Linked DNA regions of Homo sapiens: regions 1, 2, 3 and 5 are each linked to region 4. The links are chromatin loops, found by intact Hi-C in ENCODE. Cell type or tissue: heart left ventricle. All regions are shown on one strand. Links, peaks and the distances in the headings refer to the core of each region. The heading gives the core; the rest is flanking DNA. Region 1 overlaps LOC105370324 (a long non-coding RNA gene). Region 2 overlaps LOC105370324 (a long non-coding RNA gene). Region 3 has its middle 150 kb from the start of IPO5. Region 4 overlaps MBNL2 (muscleblind like splicing regulator 2). Region 5 overlaps LOC105370324 (a long non-coding RNA gene).

The links. Peaks named below come from ENCODE experiments on the same cell type or tissue, not always from the same donor. Only the 100,000 strongest peaks of a DNase experiment are listed, where the experiment ranks them.
Region 1: it touches region 4 in a loop (3-fold over the local background); 9 of 110 quality-filtered maps call a loop at or near these places.
Region 2: a loop joins it to region 4, with 3 times the contacts of the local background. A loop is called at or near these places in 14 of 110 quality-filtered maps.
Region 3: it touches region 4 in a loop (4-fold over the local background); 10 of 110 quality-filtered maps call a loop at or near these places.
Region 5: it touches region 4 in a loop (2.0-fold over the local background); 14 of 110 quality-filtered maps call a loop at or near these places.

Annotation. Positions count from the first base shown.
Region 1 is chr13:97,657,956-97,662,515 of GRCh38, forward strand. The region is part of intron 3 of LOC105370324 (a long non-coding RNA gene); the gene reads right to left. Among named protein-coding and RNA genes, the nearest start is that of RAP2A, 230 kb to the left of the region's middle. In heart left ventricle, for the core only: a CTCF peak has its summit at 1,852 (motif pointing left); no DNase peak of the experiment used is centred there; H3K27ac peaks cover 648 bases.
Region 2 is chr13:97,572,428-97,576,987 of GRCh38, forward strand. All of the region lies in intron 3 of LOC105370324 (a long non-coding RNA gene), which reads right to left. Among named protein-coding and RNA genes, the nearest start is that of RAP2A, 140 kb to the left of the region's middle. RefSeq lists an enhancer at 2,741-2,790. In heart left ventricle, for the core only: a CTCF peak has its summit at 2,688; no DNase peak of the experiment used is centred there.
Region 3 is chr13:97,798,570-97,803,129 of GRCh38, forward strand. No RefSeq gene overlaps it. Among named protein-coding and RNA genes, the nearest start is that of IPO5, 150 kb to the right of the region's middle. In heart left ventricle, for the core only: CTCF peaks have their summits at 1,908 (motif pointing left) and 2,113; a DNase peak (open chromatin) is centred at 1,932.
Region 4 is chr13:97,356,965-97,361,524 of GRCh38, forward strand. MBNL2 (muscleblind like splicing regulator 2) reads left to right here. Exons shown (of 9, transcript NM_001382683.1): 7 at 518-671. Among named protein-coding and RNA genes, the nearest start is that of RAP2A, 75 kb to the right of the region's middle. RefSeq lists a silencer at 2,756-2,825. In heart left ventricle, for the core only: a CTCF peak has its summit at 2,689 (motif pointing left); no DNase peak of the experiment used is centred there; H3K27ac peaks cover 359 bases.
Region 5 is chr13:97,567,035-97,571,594 of GRCh38, forward strand. All of the region lies in intron 3 of LOC105370324 (a long non-coding RNA gene), which reads right to left. Among named protein-coding and RNA genes, the nearest start is that of RAP2A, 140 kb to the left of the region's middle. In heart left ventricle, for the core only: no CTCF peak of the experiment used is centred there; a DNase peak (open chromatin) is centred at 1,996; H3K4me3 peaks cover 367 bases.

The DNA.
Region 1 (4,560 bases), core at 265-4,264, 300 kb after region 4:
ACCGAATAAAGAAGATAATTTCAACATGGAAGCACTAGGAATAAAGCAATCCAGGAGAGCATAATAGAGAGTGATCGGGGTAGACACGGAAGAAGGATGACTTGAGGCTGGTGATTAATGCGGGCCTCTCAGAGACAGAAATATTGGAGCTATTGGAGACATTAATAATAAGGTGAACCAGTCATGAGAAGGTCTTGGAGAAGAATATTCCAGAAGTAGCCACCATAGATGCCCTAAGGCAGGGAAGAGGATGGTGTGTCCACAAAGAGAAAGGCCAAGAAGCCAAGATGTGAATGGTGGGAGCTGAGGTTGGACAGGTGGGCAGGCCCAGGTCCTAGAGGGCCGTGGGGGTCATGGATGGAGTCTGGTTACTGTCATCTCTGCTCTCAGTGCCCTTCCTCCACCCCAGGACCCCCACACATGCCTCCCCTCTGAAAGTGTCTGCCTGGGCACATTCTTGACAGAGCTCCTGGGTGGCTTTCTCAGTGGGAAAGTGAGTGGTAACTGATCCAAGGCTTTAATTTATGGCCTGCAGAAATATTTGCATTAGTATGAGTGAATCTTTAAAGACTGAGAGTCTATCGGGGTCATCTCTAAAAGTGGAATTTCAGATGCCTGGCATCATGGAGGAGGGACTTCAGGGCAGATGCCCTCCTGGGACCCTTTCTGTCACACCAGCAGATGGGACAAAGTCCTTCTGGCCCAAGTTTAACTCCAGGATATAGGCACTCAGCTCTGTCAGCAAAGAAATGAAAAGTGGCTTCCAGCAGCTTATTTAAAGAGCTCCTGATGCTTCCTAAGGAGCTTTATTTGGCACTCACCAATAGGTATTTCCTGAAAAAGAAAAAGAGGAAATTGACCCAATATCTTGTGATGAGGAAAGTCATTAGATAATTATGTCAATTTCTTGCTTCTATATGAAGCTCAAAAACAGAGTAAAACTCATTTAGTCAAACTAGCCAAATTACTTAGATCTCCAAATAGAGTAAAACTAATTTAGTCAATCTATTAATTTAAAGAAACTGGACTACTATAAGTGTAAAGTCCATAATATGATTTAAATGTCTGAAGAAAGGCTGCCTTCTTCTTTCTAGTAAATGGAGTGACTCAAGATTACCGCTAACTCAAAATTTCCAGAGTTTCTTCAGAACTTGATTCTACGAATGGAATGTACTTTGATACCACTTCATCTAGACAATGGTATAATTCATGCAATGTATGATTGAATATATGATTTTTGGCTCCCTTTAAGTCAACAGGATTCCCATAATCTCATCTTTAGGGGTTGTTTTCTTGGCAAACAAGTTTTTTTTATAGATAATTCAGAGGTAAATTTGTCAGCCATTATTATCACAAATATCATATTGTTGGTGTCTTCACTGACAGGGTTATATTAAAGTCCTGCAATCATTTCATCACAACTGATGATATCTTGGGAGATTGAGAATTCCTGGAGGAAGGCATAGCTATTTGAATTCTCTGAGTTAGCTATACAAGAAGGCAGCCATTCAGGTGAGCAGTGGCAGCCCATTTCAGGGACCTGGCGCAGGTGGGTGAGACCTGAGAGAGTGCTAAGCAGGCACGACATCCACGGACAAGGGGGAGTTGATGGTAAAACACAGCAGCTATGGATCTGAGTCCCCATAAGATTCTTCCCAAAGTTCAACAAAGACAAGCTAATAAGAGTTTCTCGAAATGCCTCAATCACAACATTTATGTCTTCAGGTTTGGATAATGCATTGCTTTTAGGGCCAGAAAGCTCTGAAAAGGTTGGTGATGGGTATTTCCACGGCACGTGGATTTGTGAAACCCACTTGAGCCCAGGCACACAGTGTGTGCAAAGCCAGACTGCCACCTACTGACATGCAGCAGGGGTGGTCCGGCATCCTTTTGTTGTTGGGTATAATACAGGTTCTGTCTATTACCAGTGGTCTACTGACCCCTCTGTGCTACTTGTTAAAACACAATAGAAAAGGAGTAATCATTGCCTTGAGACTTGAATTACATTTTTTTAATGGTTGAGAAAAAAAACACTCATCCTAAACATATCAAATGTCTGCTAGTGGATCCAAAATAGAAGAGCAACTATATCATGATGAGATTGAGTGGGACAAATATGATTTTATTTCAAACAACTCCCATATTTCTTCAATATGAGAGGTGAGAGACAACAGACTTGTTTCACTTAATGGAAAACTTCTTGAAGGCAGGAATTATTCTTACTTCTGTTTTCCCCCTGAACTTGACATCTTTCCCAGTGAATACTAAAGACTTAAAAATGTTTTGTTAATTCAGTGTTTACAATTTTAATAATTATAATTATTAAAATGAAAAACCAAATCAGATGCTCACGAAAATGCATCAAGAGAACCCTGGGCTTAAATCCTGTCTCTAATAGCTGTGTACCTTGGGCACCTTACTTAACCTCTCTGATTCTGTTTATTATTTTTAAAATGTAGGTGATGCAAACTATCTCATTGGGTTGATCTATGAGGATTAAATGACATCACGTAGATGGCATGCTTAGCATAGTGTTTGGCACACAGTAATCTTTCAGTGAACAGGAGATCATTTTTAAAGTAAAGCAGGCCTGAGGTCCTGCCTGCTACCCGTTGTGACCTGGCTTGGAATCCTCCAGCCTCCGCTTTCCTTAGCAGTTTAAAAAGACTCTGCAACTGGCCAGCACCTTGCCCGACCTAACATGTGAGCACAACCCAGAGAGCCGGTGCAAGGCAGGCTGGGGAAGCAAGAGATTAATTGAACATTTTTCTTATTGTTATTTTTAGTTACAAAACTGCAGGCAAACAGTTTCTCTTCCTGTCGGATAGTGCATCTCTGGCTGGAAGGCAGGAACGCAGGTGGGAGGAGGCCTGACCATTAATCATAAGGAAGCAGGGAAGGAAATTGAGACAGGAAATGTCAGCATCAAAATGTCCTTACTCTGGGTCAGTCTTAAGGTGCATCCCCAGACCAGCATGTTAAAAGCTGGGGCCTGACTACAAACAACACCAGCGAAGAGGAAACGCCCGGCAGTAGAATGTCAAACCAAAAATAAATTGGGCATGTTTCCCTTCTAAGGCAGAGGGACTAGCTCCTCTTATACTTGGCTCTCAAATTCTTGCTAAAATTCCGGGAAGCCGTCTTGAAAGAAAATGCTTTCATATGGATAAACGTCATGGTAAATGCCAAAATAGTGGAGGATGGAGCATAGATGGCTTCATGTAACTTTTCTGGGCCTCTGTTTTCTAATCTGTGAAATGGAGATAGAATCCCTGTCTTTCTCTCCTCACAGGGCTGTTAGGAAGACCACAAGGATAACGACGGTGAAGGTGGGGTTGTTGTGACTCTGACAGTTCTTTTGCCCACTGTCCTGATAGAAAATGACAGCCAAAACCTTTACCATGCATCTTGTGTCTCAGTCAACTGAGGCAGGACAAACCCCACCTGCGCGGGGGGACCTCAATCTCCATTTATGATGGTAAGTCATCGGTTTTCACCAGTTCCCAGGGGCACCCACACTGGTGCATTTGGTAAGCTCCAGGAGAAAACTTACACCCCTTTCCATTTGATTTTGTTAATAATTGGCTTTTCTAAACACATGTTTCATTTTTGGAGTGAATAAAATGTGTTAATATTGTAAATTAAGCCCTCAGAGATCAATTAATTACACAAATGCTTGCCTTGTAATAGTTTCTAGCCCTAAATCTTTTATTCCCAATATTGTTTTTATCTTCAGATCTTACAGTGTTGCGAGGAGTGATTAAGAACACATGAGTACTAATTCTGTACTATTTGGCAAGTTAGTCTATCTGTGTCTTTGTCTGCCCATCTGCAACACCTCCAGAATAGGTGCCTCTGCCACCAAGCCTTGCAGAGTGAGGAGGAGTTGACCTGCCAATAAAGGTGTGGAGGGTGCTTCAGGCAGATTTGGAGTCAGACTTGAGTTCAAGCACCATGAGCACTAATTCTGTACTATTTAGCAAGTTAGTCTATCTGTGTCTTGGTCTGCCCCTCTGTAAAGTGGTGAAAACAATGGTCTTAGAGTTTTCAGTGAAGATAGACAAATGATAACTCCTCAGCAAATTCTAGCTAGTAAGTTGATATTGCAACCAGACTTCACAGTTTAACCCAGTTATTTTTTAGTAAATCAGCAGATTTATACTCATTCATTTAGCACTTATTCAGACCTACAGGTCCCAGGCCCCACGGGAAACAATTAGTTTGCCAAAGCAAATAAAGCTGGACCACTCAGTCTAGCTGGTGAAAGAAACATGCAAACAAATCATTGCAAGCCCATGTGATGAATGCTATCTCAGAAGAAAGTTCCAAATCCATTTGTTCTCCATGGAAGAAAGTGATGAGTTCATCACTGCTTGGGTAGATCTGAAATTTTGTAGAAGTAGAAACTCATCCTGAATCTCAAAGAATGAAGAGTTGCCAGGAAGAACATTCCAGAAAGCCGAATATTTGACTCTGAAGCAGTCATATCACAGCATAGTAAATTGGGGTAATTTACTGATTTGGCAGGTTGAAGCCTCAACTTCATCTAAGCAAGTTACA
Region 2 (4,560 bases), core at 228-4,227, 220 kb after region 4:
AAAAAAAAAAAATGGCTGGGCGCAGTGGCTCACGCCTGTAATCCCAGCACTTTGGGAGGCTGAGGTGGGTGGATCACGAGGTCAGGTGTTCGAGACCAGCCTGACCAATATGGTGAAACCCAGTCTCCACTAAAAATAGAAAAAATTAGCCAGGTGTGGTGGTGCACACCTGTAATCCCAGCTACTCAGGAGGCTGAAGCAGGAGAATCGCTTGAACCCAGGAGGCAGAGGTTGCAGTGAGCTGAGATCACACCACTGCATTCCAGCCTGGGCGACAGAGCAAGACTCCATCTCAAAAAAAAAAAAAAAAAAAACCTTACTATATTAAAGGGTTTACTGACAGATTGCATTTTTCTTCAGAGTCTGTTAGCAATGTCAAAAACATTACTAAAATCACAACAGAAATTCACAAAGCCCAGGAATTACATTTGTTCATATTTGGTGGGGAAAAAATCCTAGTAAAAACTGAACTTGACTGGGGCAGTTCCTATTACTTAATCCAAGGGTTCTGAGTAAGGCAAAGGATTTCTGAAGGAGAAAAAAATGTCAGAAAGATACTAGCTAGCCAGCCCCAAAGCAGTTCTTCCTGGGAATTTCTCTGATTTCTTTTTCAGCTAGCCCACCCACCACACCAAGTATCTCCACCAGATCATCAGGAGAGACAAATGATTCCTCCTCTTATCTCTTAACCAAATGTCCTACTGGTGACCTGAGAGTATCTGCATTTGCAACACATAATAAATGCTTGCTTGGCTAAAAGGGATTAGTAACTCTGACATCATGAACAAAGGACCACACCAGGGAACCATCTGGAATTTGGTAAATCACTACATAGACGGAATGACATTAATTCCAGGGCTTATTTGAGGCTTAATGTCCAAAAACTACTAAGCTATTAATTAGAGAAAATGAAATCCTTTTACACACAAAGCATGCCATTGTGGTATGTATTATGGTCTGGTATATATGTTGGTCCCTCACCAACCCTGGGGACTTCTATCTTGAAAACTATCGTAATTGGCAAAATCAGCCCTGGTCAATATCAGGCTTGCAGAGAAAATAGGGGATTAAGAGGGAGAAAATAAAAATGGTATTTCATATATTTTTTAAAGCAAAGGTTTGAGAAAATAGCAAATTATTTCTTTCCTTTATTTTACTGAATTCTTCTGTACCAAAGCAATGCATGCTTATAACAAGGACAGTGGAGCTATGTAAAGATAGTTAAGAGTCTCCCCCTCCATGCTTCTAATCTCAGTATCCTGAGATAACCAATATTAAGTTTTATAAGTACTCTCCCACAACTTTCCTTATGTTTATACACATATATGTAAATATATTTAAGGATATACAGGATAAATATATATGGAATATATCTCCTATATATGAGATAAAGGTGTACATATTATATAGGATTTTGCTTTAACAAAACTAATGTTACCACTACTTAGTAGTTTATTTCATTTAATAATAACACTATAGATTTCCCTTAACTTTGGTTCCTATAGATGTAATCTTTTATAAAAGCTGCATAATTATCAATAGTAAGAATGAGCCACAATTCAACCATTTATATTTTTTTCAAATAATTTTTTTCCATCACACACAATGCTGGGATAACAAACTTACACATACTTTACTTTTTTTTTAAATTTTTTATTTTTTGAGATGAAGTTTCGCTCTTGTTGCCCAGGCTGGAGTGCAGTGGCATGATCTCGGCTCACTGCAACCTCGGCCTCCCTGGTTCAAGCGATTATCCTACCTCAGCCCCCTGAGTAGCTGCCTTATTTATTTCTGTAAACTATATTTCTAAAAAATGGAACTTCTGTGTCAAAGGGCATATGTATATATATTACATTTTAATACCACTAGATTACTTTTTTAAGAAGACTGTAACAATTTAAATCTCCATGAACACTGAAAAGCATATGAATTTCCCACCACCCTTGCCAGTACTAGATGCCATCAATCTTCTAAACGTTTGCCAGTCTGACAGGCAGAAATCAAATTTCCATCATTTTATTTTTGTTTACCTGACTACTAGGGGGTTTGAGCATCTTTTCATATTTTATTGACCATTTATATTTCCTTTACTATGAATTGCCTGATCATAGCTTTACCTAATCTATCAATCAAGTTGTTTTTCTTTTCTATATCAGTGTGTAGGCACTTAGTTTATTAGGGATATAACCCTTTGTCTGTCTTATATGTGACAAGTAGCTTTCCCTAGATGATGATCATTTAAAAAAAAAAAAAAAAAAAAAACTACATATGATGTTTTGTGACATACGGAAATCTTTATTTTTATGTAGCCTAACTTGTAATTTTTTTTATGGCTTCTGAATTTCTCTTTCAAATGAACTTTAAAACTAGCTTAACAAATTTCTCTTAAATAAATCCTTTTGAGGTACTGATTGGGATTGAACTGAATTCATAGATTAGAGTAATGACCTCTTCACAGTAATGAGTGCCACCATCGCCCACCCTTGCCCCAAAAGTGGTATGATTTTCTCTATATTTAGGTTTTCTTTTATGTCCTTCAGTACTGGTTAGTACTTTCCTTCATTTAGGTCTAAGGCATATTTCAATTGGTTTACTCCTGGGCCTTGATGATTTGTCTGGCAACTAGAATAACATCTTTTCCTGCTCCAGTCTCTGGAGTAGAAGGCTGTGTTTGGAGGCAGCGCAGCCCAGTGGTGGAGGCCGAAGTCTGCAAGCTCAGATTCCCTCGACTGACATCCCAGATCTTCTACTCACTGGCTCTGTGCATGGAGCTAAGCTGACTCCTCTTTCAACAGATTCCCTCGCCGCTGAAGTAGGGATGACAACAGCATACCTCTTCAGTTTGTTGTGAGGATTAAATGAGATAATAACATCACATCTTTAGCACAGACTCTAGAACAGAGTAGTAATTATATGATAACAAAGACAGTGACTATGACGAAGAGAATGATGTAAATCTATTGTTCACACACTCTTACTGGTTTTCATTCCCTTGGCTTTTGTAGGTAGAAAATCATATACCCTTCTAATTGTGACGATTCATCCATTTCCTTGCAATGTTTATGGATTAGTCCGCTCTCGAATTGCTATAAAGAAACGTCTGAGACAAGGTAATTTATAAAGAAAGGAGGTTTAATTGGTTCACGGTTCTGCAGGCTGTACAGGAAGCATGGTTGAGGAGGAAATTTTCAATTATGGCAGAAGACAAAGGGAAAGTAGGCACGTCTAACATGGCCAGAGCAAGAGCAAGAGAGAAGGGGGAGGTGCTACACTTTTTAATAACCAGATCTCATGAGAACTCTATCAGGAGAACAGCACTAGGGGAGCGGTGCTAACCCATTAGAAACCACCCCAGTGACCCAATCCCTCTCACCAGGTCCCACCTCCAACATTGGGGATTACAACTCAGCATGAGATTTGGGTGGGAGAAAAGAATAAAAATGGTACCAAATATATTTTTTAAAACAAAAGTTTGAGAAAATAGTCAATTATTTCTTTCATTCATTTTACTGAATTCTTTCCGTACAAAAGCAATACCTACTTATAGCAAGAACAATGGAGCCATGTGAAGTGAATAATCTCCCCCTCCTTATCAGTTTCCATGTTTGTTTCTTTTATTGTCTAACTACACTGGCTAAGCCCTCCATTACACTGTTGAACTGGAGAAGTGAGAGCTGGTCTTACTGCTTTGGTACTGGCTCTAATGTAAATGCATTTCATTTTCCTAAGTATAACAATTACAGTATGTTCCTGATAGTCAACATAACTTATTGACATAAAGTTATTTATAATATTCTCGTATCATTTTTACTCCAATCTGTAGCCACGTCCCTTTTTCATTTATATTAGTTATAAATTCCCTCTATTATTATTGAAAAAGGTTTCCATATTCTATATTAGTCTCTTTGAAAACCAACAGTTGACTTTAATACCCACCATTTTGTATTTTTTTCTGCTCTCATCTTTATTATTTCCTTCTACTTTCTTTGGGTTTGTTCTTTTCTAATTATTGAGTTGGACCCTTAGCTCCCTAATTCTTTAATTTTCTTTTATATTGATTATATAACTTGTTTCTTTCCTATTCCCTTATGAATTTAAAATTATGCATGGATTTTTTAATAGAGTCTAGGGTTAATAAGGATTTCTACCTTCTCCACTTGTCTCCTATTTTAAATTGTTTCATTTTTCGTTTCAGTTTAGCAAGTAGATTTACTCACCAATGTATTTACCAATTTCTTTGACCATTATTTATTCATTTTTCTTTTTTCTTGAGATTCAATCCATATCCACATAATTCAACTATTTAAAGTGTACAATACAGTAGTTTTTAGTACATTTACAGAGTTGTGCAACCATCACTGCTATCAATTTTAGAACTAATCACCCCAAAAAGAATGTTGTGCCCATTAGCAGTCCCTCTGTTTCCCCAAACCTCTCAGCCCTAATCAACTACTAATCTACTTTCTGTCTTGAAATGTGCCTGTTCTGTACATTGCATATGAATTGAATCATGCAATATGTGGTCTCCTGTGTCTGACTTCCTTTGCTTTGTAGAGTGTT
Region 3 (4,560 bases), core at 315-4,314, 440 kb after region 4:
ATTCATTCAGTTTCAACCCCTCATTTGCCTATTTTTCTCCACCGAAGTTGCAGCGTGATGGGAACAACGCGTTCTGCCTCCGCCCACTGGCTGGCAGAAGCGTAATGCCTGCGAGCAGAAGGGGTAATACTGGAGGCTGAGTCACAAGCTCCATTCTTCTTTTTTAACTGCTCTATTGAGGTATCATTGACAAATAAAAATTGTATTTATTTAAGGTTTACTGTTTGATGTTTTGATATATATGCATTGTGAAATGATAACCATGGGTCAAAGGGAACATAGCTTCAATTATGCAGACTCCACTCTGACTTGTAGCCCTACTGATGAAATGCTGCTCTGTAGCTCTGGTGGTCTGATGTTTTTACACCAAAAACAGGCCAAGCCAAATAAGTTTCGGGAGACTGTCCTGGCAGGAAGCCTTTATATTTAGATTAATCCAAAAGGCGTCATTTGTTAACTGCGGCACACTGTGCCTGAAGCGCAGGTCACGCAGAACATCTGGTTTTGGTCAAGTCTTAGTTTGTATTCAGTTTTCCAACTGGGCTGAGTCAACACAAGTTCAAAGTATGTGCCCTGTAACAGACAATACAGCCTGCTATTGAGCTGTCCGGGACACCCAGCCTTCTGCCCTAACTCTGTCACCTTCGACAGGGTATACCTTTAATCTCGGTGACTCGAGGAAAAGCAAAGGGACGCCTGTGTTTTCTGTGCATTCATTCATTAGCTCTTCATTAAGACATTGTCATTGACAATCAAACAAATGTTAATGGCATTTCTTTTTTTTCCTTTGAAATCAAGATAACTCTTGTTCAGACAACATACAACATCATGTCTAGAACATACTATCAGGACTAAAGCCAAATGCATTATGCAGTGTCCCCTCTAATGGCAGTGTGTGGATGCTGAAGGGTTTGTGAACATTCTGGGTGAAGCTGCAAGCTCTTTTATTTTATTTATTTTTTTTTTTGGAGTGTGTTTTCATTTCGACGCTTGTATTAATGTAAATAGCTCCTCTGGGTAATCACCTTATAACCAATTACATTTCCAGATTTCATGGCTCATGTTTGCATTTCTGTTTGTAGTTATGTTGGAGAACCATCCAGATAATGGGAAAAGAAGTGAGATTAATCGATAAATGAAGCATTCTCACTTAATGAAAACAAAATGATGCTAAAATGACTCACTATACAGATGAAGGTTTGTCATGGCATAAGTAAAATAATGTAATAGGAAAATTGATTAACCACATAGCACATGGGAGTATAGGCACAGCAAACTCATGCCAAATTCAGTGGTGAATAGCCATGTAGTTTCAGCAAAATAACACCATCCTCTACATCCCATTAATGTTGTCAATTTGTCACCTTTTAAATTTTTATTTGTATTAACTTTATAAATTTTATTTTAATAAATCATTTTATAAAAGCTGTAAACATAGCATGTTCTCTCTAGTTTTATGTTTTTATGCATTAGGTAAAATAATAAAAATGTAAAAACAATTTAAGTCAAAAATTAAAATATCAAAAGTGTTATTACCCTTTTGCTCAAATTTGAGAAATAGTGAAGTAAGCCTAATCCTCCCTATGTGTCTAAAATGTGATGGGCTAGGTCAACAAGGCAAGAGCCCTGACTGATTTTCAAGCCAGTTGAATTAGACGAGAAGAGTTTTAGAATAATAAAAGCAAAAACGGTCAAGGAGCTAAGAGTTCAAATCTCAACTATGCCATTTGCAGAGTGTCAGAACTTAGATAAGCTACTTCCACTTCTCTGGGCTTCAGTTTAATCATCTGTGAAATAAGGAGGTCTTAGTATAGAACTATTTCAGGTCCCTTTCAACTCTGAAATTTTATGGTTCTATTTCTCCTTTATTCTAAAGAAGTTAAAAGACAGTCTCTGGGTCGTAGAAGCCTGCCCTCTGCTGGCCGAAGCCCATTCTTCAATCCTGACGTCTGCCAAGTGTGGAGATGAAGAGACCTAGACCGGCCTCAGCCCTAGAAAAAGGTCTAGGCCCTAGAAAAAGTTAGGGCCAGACGCGGTGGCTCATGCCTGTAATCCCAGCACTTGAGGCAAAGATGGTCCGGTCCCCTGAGGTCAGGAGTTCGAGACCAGCCTGACCAACATGGGGAAGCCCCATCTCTACTAAAAATACAAAAAATTAGTCGGGCGTGGCAGCGCATGCCTGTAATCCCAGCTAGTCAGGAGCCCGAGGCAGGAGAATCGCTTGAACCCGGGAGGCAGAGGTTGCAGTGAGCCAAGATGGTGCCATTGCACTCCAGCCTGAGCAACAGAGCGAAACTCCGTCTCAGAAAAGAAAAAAAAAAAAAAAGTAAACAAAAAGGCAGCCTACTTTGCTTTTTTTTTTTTTTTTCTTTTTTTCATCTTCTTTCTGTTATTTTCTTTTCTTGGATTCTGCTCTTGGAGTAAGGGAATGCTGAAATGTCCTTCACAGTCATCCTCATCTCTAATCTGTTCTTAGGCAACAGCCCTGTCTATACGCAGTCACCCTACAGCGACTGGGTTTATACCATGACATCCCAGTCTCGCCTCACCACAGCTAACTGGCAAGTCAAGAGCAGCTAATCCAACTATTCGGTATCCTATGGCATGACCTGGAGGAAAAACAGGAGCTGCATGGTGTAGTCTTGCATATGAATTGATGAAATCTTAAGCTAAAGAGGTGTCAGAGTCCACCCCCAAGATGTCCCTGGAGATCTCCACCTCCTAGCCTTTATGTCTTGTGTCGTCCCCTCCCACAGTGAATGGGACTGACCTGTGGCACCAATAGCATATTGTAGAAATGGCAACATGTGACTTCCGAGGCTGGGTTATAAAAGCGAGCTGCCTCCGCCTTGCTTGCTCTTGGATCACTCCCTCTGGGGGAAGGAAACCAGCTGCCATATTGTTAGGACACTTGGCAGCCTATGGAGAGCCCACATGGTGGCAAACTGAGACTCCTGCCAACAGCCAGATGAGTGAGCCATCTTGGAAAAAGATCCTCTATCCCCAGTTATGCCCTGCAATGACTACAACTCTGGTTGTTGTCTTGACTACACCCTCATCACAGACTCTGAGCCAGAAACACCCAGCTAAACTGCTCTGAATTCCTGATCACCAGCAACTGTGTGAGATAATGTTTATTGTTTGGTGCCACTAAGTTATGGGGTAATTAGTTACAAAGAAATATATATCAAATATAAGAGATGGCACCCTGAAGGCATCTTTTGGGAAATTCAGGGAAGATCTGGGGCTATCAAGGACCCCTGGTATTTATACCCCTCATGATGTAAGTCCCATCTGTATGCACTAAGAAAGGAGGTCTAGGGGTTCTCATGGGTAGTTACCAGGATTGCTATGTCTGGAGGCAAATATGACTAGGAAGTATATTTTGGTAATGCTCTGGCCTATTGGGTAGAGAAACATAATGTAGAATCATGACATAAGAAATTAGTCAAGGAAAAGACAAAATTTCAACCCATATGTAAAATAAGTTGGCAGGCCCTGCCATAAGGCACAAGAGGGTAAAAGTAACACAGCTTTGAACAACAACAACAACAGAGTAACAGCTAGAATCAATGTGTTTGTGGGTGCATTCAGAAAGTAAAGGAGTACACATGTATGTTGGGAGACAAAGGAAGGATGAATACAAAAATCAAGACTGAGAAAGGTGGGGTTGAGGAAGTTGCAAAAACTGTAGGCTTAGTGCCTACATAGGGTATCCAAAAAGTCCAATGTGCTGTCTTCAAATGGGCATGGTAAACCCTGCTTGCTTGGGACAGATATCAATATCCAGTTGAGTTTTATCTGAATGGTGAGACATCGCACAGCTGGTCAGGCGATAAGCACAATCTTAGGCAATCAGTCCATCAGCAGACCATGTGGTTAGTGCTTGGATCGACAGAGAGCAGAACACAGCCTGGGAACATGTTTCTCCAATAGAAACATGCTTTAGATCAAAACTCCTGGCTCAGGAGAGAAATTGAAGCAGTATATGGACTGGATTGTCTCAAAGGGACTAAAAAGGCTGGGACTCAGTAGATAGATGCATGCATGTGGCTTGGCTAAACACACTGGGTACCAAGACACATTTAATTCCTGATCCCTGGAAGTTCAGGACTGATTTCAGAACTGGTTGAAGCTGGGAAGGCATGAGCTGGCAGACAGCTTGAATGTTGTCAATGACAATTGTTCCACCAGCATTGTAAATAAACTGATCTACCAAATATTTTTGAGCAATTATAAGGTGTAAACAACAGGGAAGGAATTTCGCCTTGAAATTTCTAGAAAGCTATTCTTATTGTTGCCACTCTATAGAGACAAGAGAACCCCACTCAAAATTCAGTTTGGATGTTGATATGGTTTGCCTGTGACCCCACCCAAATCTCATCTTGAATTGTAGCTCCCATAATTTCCTCATGTTGTGGAAGGGACCCAGTGGGAGATAACTGAATCATGGGGGCAGTTTCCCCAATACTGTTCTCATGGTAGTGAATAAGTCTTGCGAGATCTGACGGTTTTATAAGGGGAAACCCCTTTCGCTTGGCTCTCATTCTTCTCTTGCCT
Region 4 (4,560 bases), core at 303-4,302:
AATCCAATAAGGTGTTTAGCCATCTCATTCTCATATGTAATCTGTGAAATAAATTAATCCTAACAAATTTTAATACCTTTTCCAAAAGAGTGAAGCAAATTTAAATTATTTGACTCAGAAAATGTTCATTATAATTCGTATTAACCTTTAAATTCAAGAAATTGCCATTTAGTTAAAGAAAAGAATAGGTATTAATAATAACACCAATGCTTCGTCCCCCCTTAGAATAGTTTAACTCATTTTAAAAGCTGAAGCCATTTTTTTTGTTGTTGTTGCTTGATAGTTTTTCTTTTCCTTAGTTGAGATGCTACCGTTTTGGGTTACAGAAATCATGCTTTCGCTCTCAATAACAAATTCTCACTCATTCGACATTGCCGCTGTTTAAATTAAGGTGCATGGCAGAGGCATCTCCTTAGCTGTCATTTTTAAAAAGAATGTTGCAATTGATGATCTCTGTGAACATGGAAGGTGTGTTTGCTTTAAGTTAGACATATCTTATCGAATTCTTCATTTCTAGGCCTTTCCCCCTGGTGCTCTTCATCCTTTACCAAAGAGACAAGCACTTGAAAAAAGCAATGGTACCAGCGCGGTCTTTAACCCCAGCGTCTTGCACTACCAGCAGGCTCTCACCAGCGCACAGTTGCAGCAACACGCCGCGTTCATTCCAACAGGTATGTGCCCTTACTGCCCTACGTCCTGTGCCCTTCTGGTCATGTGCTTTCTTCTCATTTCTCTAAGCTGTTTGGTGGCATCTAGTTTGCTTTTGAAGGTATAATACAGTTTGAAATTCATCGTTGTCCTAGCTATCTAAATGTATTTACCTTACTTTGAATGATAGCTAAAGACTGTTAGGATTCTAAAGCCAAATATTTGATAGATTGAAGAGACAGATTTAACCCATGAGAAACAGCAGTTAGGGCTTTTGGTTTCTTGTATTTGCACAAGCCCTGTAAAATTGTTTATGTAAATAAGACCTTTTATGTGTGACAATTGAAATTTGTCCTTAACTCTGAATGACCTAAAAATAGCAATTCCAGTAAATACTAACCATTTTTTTCTATTTCTATTCAGAGCACTAAAACAATGAGGCTATTCAAATTAAAGCAATTCTCTACTCATATTTTTATATTCATTCTATCTCTTTCTCCATCCTTCTCAACTTTCACCAAGTTCACAAGTATATAGAGCTCTTATCCTCAGTGTCTAAGCCAATGCCTGATACTATTACGTACGATGTGCATTAACTATGATTCCACTAAAAGATCCATTGTAATAGTCATAGAATCTTAGAGTTTAAAGGACTCTTAGTGATCTCCTCATCCAGCTGATTGTTTTACAGATGAGAAAACTGAGGCCCCCTAAATGAGAAGTGACTTTCCAAGGTGCCACAACTAATGAGAAAAAGAACTGAGTTTCCCTGTGACCAAACCCATTTACATCACATTCTACCACCTGGGCCCGCCTATATATACACATTCCACAGAGTTCTCCTGAAAAAAGAAAAAAGCAGATAAAAGTGAATTTTTAAATAACTGACCCCAAAAAGTCAGATAAAAGTAAAAAAACAAAAGTATAAATCATGTCATCCCTCCCCCATTTGCACCGACATCTCTAACCACAGACACACACACGCACACCATACGCAAAGATAGTCACCATAATTGACCATGTTTTTCACCTTTTAGTCAATGTTAGAAGCAAGGGGTAACTTAAGTCCTGGTGGGAAGACCATCCATTGAGTTCTTTGAAAGTCAACATTTTTCAGCCCACGATAGTGAAATGAAAGTAAATATAAATGAATAACAATTCTAACAAAAAGAGTTTTTTGATTCAAATCCATTAGTTTGAACTTTTCGAGCTTATTATCCATTTCCTTAAATCCCATAGCTTATCAGAGTTAACATCAGAGGGAGGTAAAATATTTCTGTGATATTCTTTGTATAAAATCTACACTTTGAAATGGATTAGTAACCTGTGAACAATACATATTTTAGTTAACATATAAATTATGTGAGCAAAGTGGTTTTCAGTGTTTTTTTCTTATTTTAGTTTTGAACCTGTCTTAAACTCACAGACTTGTAGAAGAAATCTCTAATTCAGTATTTATTAGGAGTTCACTTTTGCCCTATTACAGCCTTAATTAGTGACATCCCAGTGCTGTTACAGCATAGCAGTGTCTTAATATGTAATCTAATTGAAATAACACATTTGTAAAATAATTACTAGAAGGTAAACTTACGTTAATGTCCTGTGTGGTTTCTACAAAGTGTGTCATTGTAGACCTCTTGGCCACTAGATATTTTAAGATAAAAAAAAAAAAATTAAGGAAGAATATACTGAGGGGAAAAACGTAAAAGGAGAAGCCTGTTTCTGAAGAATGGATGTTACTGCCATTACCATGTCCTGGGAATACCTATGAAGCTCTGGTGCTAAGCCTGCCAAAAGAATCTGAAGCCCTCCAGCACATGTTTAACTCTCAAACCCAACAATGACTGATTTGTTAAATCACTGAAAGAATCATCACTTTAAAATGTTTCACCTTTTAAACATTTTAAAGCAAGGATAAACATTTCCAAAGCAAGGATAAACAACATCCCTTACGCAACGACCTGATTTTTGTTGATGAAATGTATCTCATGAAGGACCCATACGGCTACATTGGCTGCTGTGGTTGTGTACTTCCGCCCTCTGGTGGATTCTTTAAGAACAGCTTAAGTGTGTCTGGCAACCCTCAATACAGTGGGCTTTGGAAGCCAAAAAGTGGGTCCTAGCGCACCAATACAGTGACTAGAAGGGTTTCCATTTCTTACATGACATGAATATCAGAGTGAACAAGCATGTGGATCTAGTGTTCTGAAATGGTATTTCAACTGCTAAGAATTTTCACATTTCTCTTAAATGAGGAAAGAGAAAATAATTTTATTAAAAGGAAATTAAAATAATCTTTCTCCCGCTTAAACCCATACCAGGAATTTTATTGTTCATTTTAGCTTAAGTTTTTGCTTCTGATTTTCTTTCTTATAAACCCATTTTCAACTTTATTTCTAAAATGATAATGGTAATAATCAATCATTGTTCATCATTGTTGGTTTGAAACCTCTGCAAATCAAGTGAAGATGTTCAAAAATAATTATTATAACTTGGTACATAGAGGACCCATTACTTTTAAATGAACAGATTTTGATTTTTCTATAAATGTTTTACGTAAACATAAATATGAAACAAAAATAGCATTTTTGTTTTAACCATTCATAGTTAAAGCTTTTGATATGATACTAAAATTCTCCCATTGACACAATGTGAATTTGGATTTTAGGAATTCTGCCTCCAGGTTGCAAAGATATTAATATAAAATTTTATGCAAAATATGAGAGTCTTCTCCCAAACTATGCTAAGATAATTATTGCCCTGCTTGATGGCCTAGCACATTTGCCATGGGTGGGAGTTTTCTTTTTTTTTCTTTTTTCATTGGGATTATTTTAACCAAGTAGTTAGACTTTTTCTTTTCTATGTTAGGAAAGTGGCAAAACCACACACACTTACAAAAATAGCAGCATAATAATTCTTGGCATTTCTCTGACAGGTTTATTCTAAGTTACTGTAAGTGTTCTTATAGACATTATCTCATTATTCTTCAAGATGTTGCAGTTCTGTTAGTGGCAGGCACGGTTATTTGCATTTTGCAGATGGAAAAACTGAGGCTGTGTCTACACCGCAAAGTGGAACTACCCAGATAATTCTGGCTCACAGATACGACAGCTGAAATATTTGTGCAACTGAAGCAGAAAACATTTGAGAAGTCTTTGTTCATAGAATTGGTGCCTAGTGAAGTGCTTCAGCTGATCAGAACAAAGGCAACCCACAGAAGCCTTCCTTGATTTATTTCATTATACTGGAAGTACAGAATAAGTAGAACAGGGGACAGTGCCCAGATACAGCCTAATTATGAGAAACGTGTAAATGTTACATCAGATTATCACATGACTTGGTGAAAGATTGATCAGTGTTTAGTGGCATCTGTATCTGCATAAGCACAACAAAATTTATTCCATTCAATTCATTAAAACATACCTTGAACCCGTGGTATGTTCTGGGTTCCAGAGCCAGTAATGAGAATACAAAAGAGTTCATAAAGAGGTGAAAACCAAATATTATACAGAGGATGAAGGAGTACCTGAGGGTCTGGGCAAAGCTATTCGAGAGTGAAGGAGAGGAGACAATGAATTCTGCCTTCAGCATGTGCACCAGGTGGTGGTTACGAAGGATATGGAGAAACAAGACTTTCTGAAGTAGGAGAAATTTGCCTAGGAGTTTGAAGAGAAGCAAGATTTTATCAGTGGGGGAAAAGCATCCCAGTTGGGACATGGGAAGAGTGTACTTGAAGAATAGAAAATTGTCCATTGTAGCTATAACATGAAGTACATACAGGGTATATGCAGAGAGTAGAGGATGGGAGTGTTGTACAAAGGCAGAGATGGGGCTTGCTAAGAAGATCAGGACCAGAATCTGGCATTAAGGGAGCCACACATGCATAAGTTATGCATTTCCAATATCACATCA
Region 5 (4,560 bases), core at 400-4,399, 210 kb after region 4:
ATGGTGTTAATGAGCACTGGCTAACACAGGGGCAGGCTGAGGGTGAGGCAAGAAGCAGCTCAAATAGACCCTTTGCAATGGACTGCAGCGGAGCCACGTGGGGAGATGTGGCATTGGTTGTCCACTTACAGTTTTGCTTTTTGAGTGATTTTTATGGTCTCTGCAAGCCTTCTGCAAGGTTTCTTGGATGTGCTTTAAATATTTAACTAAGAAGTTAGTGCCTATCTCACCTAAATTGAAGCTGTGCAGGAAGACTGGTAGCAGTATGGCAAAGAGAACGATCTGCAAGAGAATGTTAGAGCCATCCAGAAAACAGGTGACTGGTGTCAACAGAGTGGATTTGTAGAACACATGAGCAGTTTTAAGGGAGTTGCAGAAATACCTGGGTTGAGACGCAACAAAGTCTGCCTGAAAAACTTTGCCTTGTAAAAGGAGTGGCCACTGAAGGACCAGAGATTCTCTTTGTCCCCATGGCAAGCTAAGAACTTGAGAAGACTTTGGCATACTGTGATCTTGCCATTTCAACTAGACCTCAGAGGATCTAATGGATTCTCATCAACAGCCAGCAGTTCACAGGCTACTTTCTGAAAACAACTGATTCACCAAAACTGAGCCCTAGAAGGCATAAGCATGTGTGGCCATCTCCTGTGGCAATGTCACAACCTGAAACAAACAAATAAAAAAAGCAGAGAGTCCATATGCCAAAGATCAAGGGTGCAGATGTATCCGGGCATTCCCATTGGGACCTTTATTGTGTGAGCCTGAGAAGGACAGTGAATGCAATGTATTATAGGTCCAAGGACAACCAAGCTACTGGATAAGAGAAAGGATGCTGGTCTGAGTGAGAATCTCAACTTCAAGCCCTTAATCAGAATATGCTCATCTAGTTCTGTCTCAGTTCCCCTGTTCATAATGGCAGAAGAGAGGCAAGGGACTCACAAGACAATCTGCAATGCTCTTTACAGCTTGATGACTCAAAGCAGGAGACAGAATTGTGGAAGGTGGTGCTGTGGTGTGAGCCCTAGGCTGGGTTCCCAGACCAGCCCACAGGGAAGCTTCTACCTCTGTTGCAACCAGGAAGTAAGGAATGAGGAAGCTGCCACCGCCCCTGCCACATTCCAGGACACACACCACCAGGGCTGCAGTCTAGGAATCGGGAGCCTGGAAGCATGAAGCTGCCACCACCACTGCAAACTGACTCTTTATACCCCTGGAGCTGGAGTGAAGAGGTTCATGTATTTATTCCCTGAATGATCATCAAAAACAATTTACCCAATCTGCCTGCAGTGAGGGCAGCTTCATCCACACAGGAAAAGAAACTGGGATTTGGGACATTTTTCAAAAGTGAACACAAAGAACGCATATGTTCTAGAAAAAGCACCAGACTAATTAAGTGAATGAGCTTTGAGAACAGACAGATCTGAGTACACAGACTGCCCCCACCAGATACCTGCCTCATTTTCCATATCAGTAAAGTGGGGGTAATAATTCTACCTATATTGCTCTGCTATGACAACAGTTACATGAGGTGATGCACATAGTGTACCTAGCACAGTGCTGGAAAAGGGTGCCAGCTATGCTCGGGCATCCAGCCACCTCCTTCTCCTGTGCCTTCCTGTATTGCAGACCCCTGTTGGATGACAGAGTTGGGAAGCTAAAAGCCACCACAGCTAGAGTTCTGCATGCCAATCAGGGTCTGTGTGGCAGATGCACTGTCATGCAATTTGGAAGGCAGAATCCAGGAGACGCCCAGCGCTGCTACTTCTGGCTTTCTGCTGGTAAGTAAGGTTGTGGAGATGTGGCATTTCTGCAGTGGTGTCCCACTGTCCAGACACTAACTCTAAGGGTGTCAAGAGGCAGTTTGCAGTGGTGGTGGCAGCTTCATGCTCCCAGCTTCCCAATTCCTGGACTGCAGCCATGGTGGTGTGTGTCCTGGAATGTGGCAGGGTCAGTGGCAGCTTCCTCATTCTCCCCTTCCTGGTTGGAACAGAGGTAGAGGCTTCCCTGGTGAGCTGGTCTGGAAGCCCAGCCTGGGGCTGGCCACCCCCACCACTTCCCATGATTGTGTGAGCACCACCTCCCGACACTAATCCCTTCCTGCTTAAAACACCAGGCATCTTCCAGATCCCTGCAGTGAACTCTGACAGTTATGCACCCCATGGAGCACAGGGTAAACTTCCAATACAACTTGGCTATGTCTACATTTTCAACTGAGGACCTACTATGTGCCAAGTCCTAATATACATATTGTTTTAACCCCCAATGATTCTGCCAGCTATGAATTTTTATGACTATTTGTATACATAAAGACGTTCAGTGATTTGCATAAGGTCACTCAACTAATAAATGACAGATGAGTGTGGCCGCAAAACTCATAAGAACACATAACAATCTTAGGACCGACAGAAGTAAAAACCTCTTTGTGTTTTTGCTTTTCTTTACTGATATCATATCAGAGTTCCTCCAGCGAATAAAAGGATCCTAGATGGCCCCTGGGGGCAATTAACTGCTTTTTGGAAGCTTTCAAACTAATGAATTATGAGATGCAAAAATCAATGGAGACTTACTTTAAAAAAGAAACAGCATCCATCATTAGTGATGTTAGAACCAGGTAACACAGAGTTCTCCAAAACTTTAAAGATGCAGACTGCAGCAACTCTGAGAATGGCTCCTACACCTTAGGTGACAGGCCATGTAATTAACCGAGGGCCCCCCTGTACCTCCCACAGCTGTGCCTGGCCAGTGAGTGATCCTCAGGGACGCCAAAGCAGCCGGTTTCTGGGAGACACTGGACTCTTCTGAAGGTTGATCTTGGCCCAAAGACTCCCCAGTAGCCTTACAAACCTTCCTTAAACTGCACAGCTGTTTCAAAACCACAGTGCTCCCACCTAACCTTCCCACCCTCTCCTCTTCCCTGGATCAGGCTTACAGGGCGAGCCGAAACTCTCGCAGCCTTTTCTGATACTCTTCATCTTCTCTCACACGGTAGTGTCCGCTAATGGAATCTTGGCACATTTAACGCCGTTTTGCCATCTGCCTCCCATAAAGCCTGGACTAACACATGGAATTCAGCACTATCGTCTACCCTCCCACTCACAAAACAAGAATTACATTGTATTTTACAATATAAAATGCATGAACACATTTAATGTACTCAGACTCATGTCCAAAACATGAGAGAGAATGTTCTTTAGCACTAAAACTGTTCACCACTACCTGAAGAGCTAAGGAGCTAGTTTTCTTACCAAAAAGAAAAAAGGCGGGGGGAGGGGTGGTGGCGGGTAGAGGGCATTTAAAATAACATCTGAGAGAAGACTATTTAACTCCCAAAACAACTAGATTCCACTGAAATAACAAACAGAAGTAGAATTGCTAAATCCATCTCTTCTCAGAGAAGAAAAGCACATATTTGCTTTTGCTCCAGAGATTTTTTTAATACAGTATTTAATGGGAAGGCTGAGTTTGTAGGGCAGTTAAATCACAGGAGACCCAGAGAACCAAATACTTCACTCTGTGCTTCATCCGACTTTCCCAGTAGCTCTCCGCTGGCCATTATGCCTCATAGAATGCATTCTAATGGCTTAAAATGACAGTGTTTTGTTTACAAAATGGCTCCATTCCTCAAGGAACCCAAGAGCCTGTGCACTGTAACAGGGCTATTGATAGAAAATAAACTGCACAGTGTGACAGAAGCTGGTCCCACCTTCCTGCCCTGTTATCCATTTTGAGGTCAAACGTATCAGCTCAGAAGTAAGGCCTGAGGGGGCACAGCCAAACATCCCTAAGAGAACTGAGCAAAGAGCTCAGGAAGGTGAACTGAGGGCCAACATCCTGGCACCGATACCAAGGAGAGGATTTGACCCAAGTGTTCACTAAATATTCTGACCTTGAGAGGCAAGTCCTGGAATCATGTGGATTTGCTCTGTCTGCTGAATTTTAAAATGTCAGTCTTAGACTAGAGCTTTAGCAGGGGACTCAGCAGCCTCTCTCCTTTCTGTTTCTAATGCCAAAAAAAAAAAAATACTAAACGCAAATATGATCTAAAACAAGGAAGAGGGTCTGTTTTCTGTAAGAGGCAGAATTTATAAGCTTAGAACAATAAGCGAAATATTAGTCCTTAAATTAGTAAATTCCACTTTGATCTTCTATGAGTGAGAGGAAGAGTTTTGCAAGGGAGAGTTGTAAGGAATTCTCTAGAAACAACAGGCCCTGAAATAGGGTAACTTAAGGTGGTATGTCTTTGTTACTTTTACATATTGCACAAATGACCCATCCAGCCTTGGATAATCACTGTATCCTCACTTTGAGAACTTCCAGAGTAGTGACTCAGTCATCAGTTTTTTTAGTACTCGGCCATATTTTAGTCAACTTCAATAAATAAATGAGTACAGGTTTTTCGAGGGTTAAAACAGTGAATATTTTTTATATCTAAGGCTTTTGAATATGTGTGTATGTGTGTGTGTGTGTGTGCATATATATATTTCATTCATATATTTCATTCATATATATACATATATATGTATATATGTATATATATGTATATATATGTATATATATGTA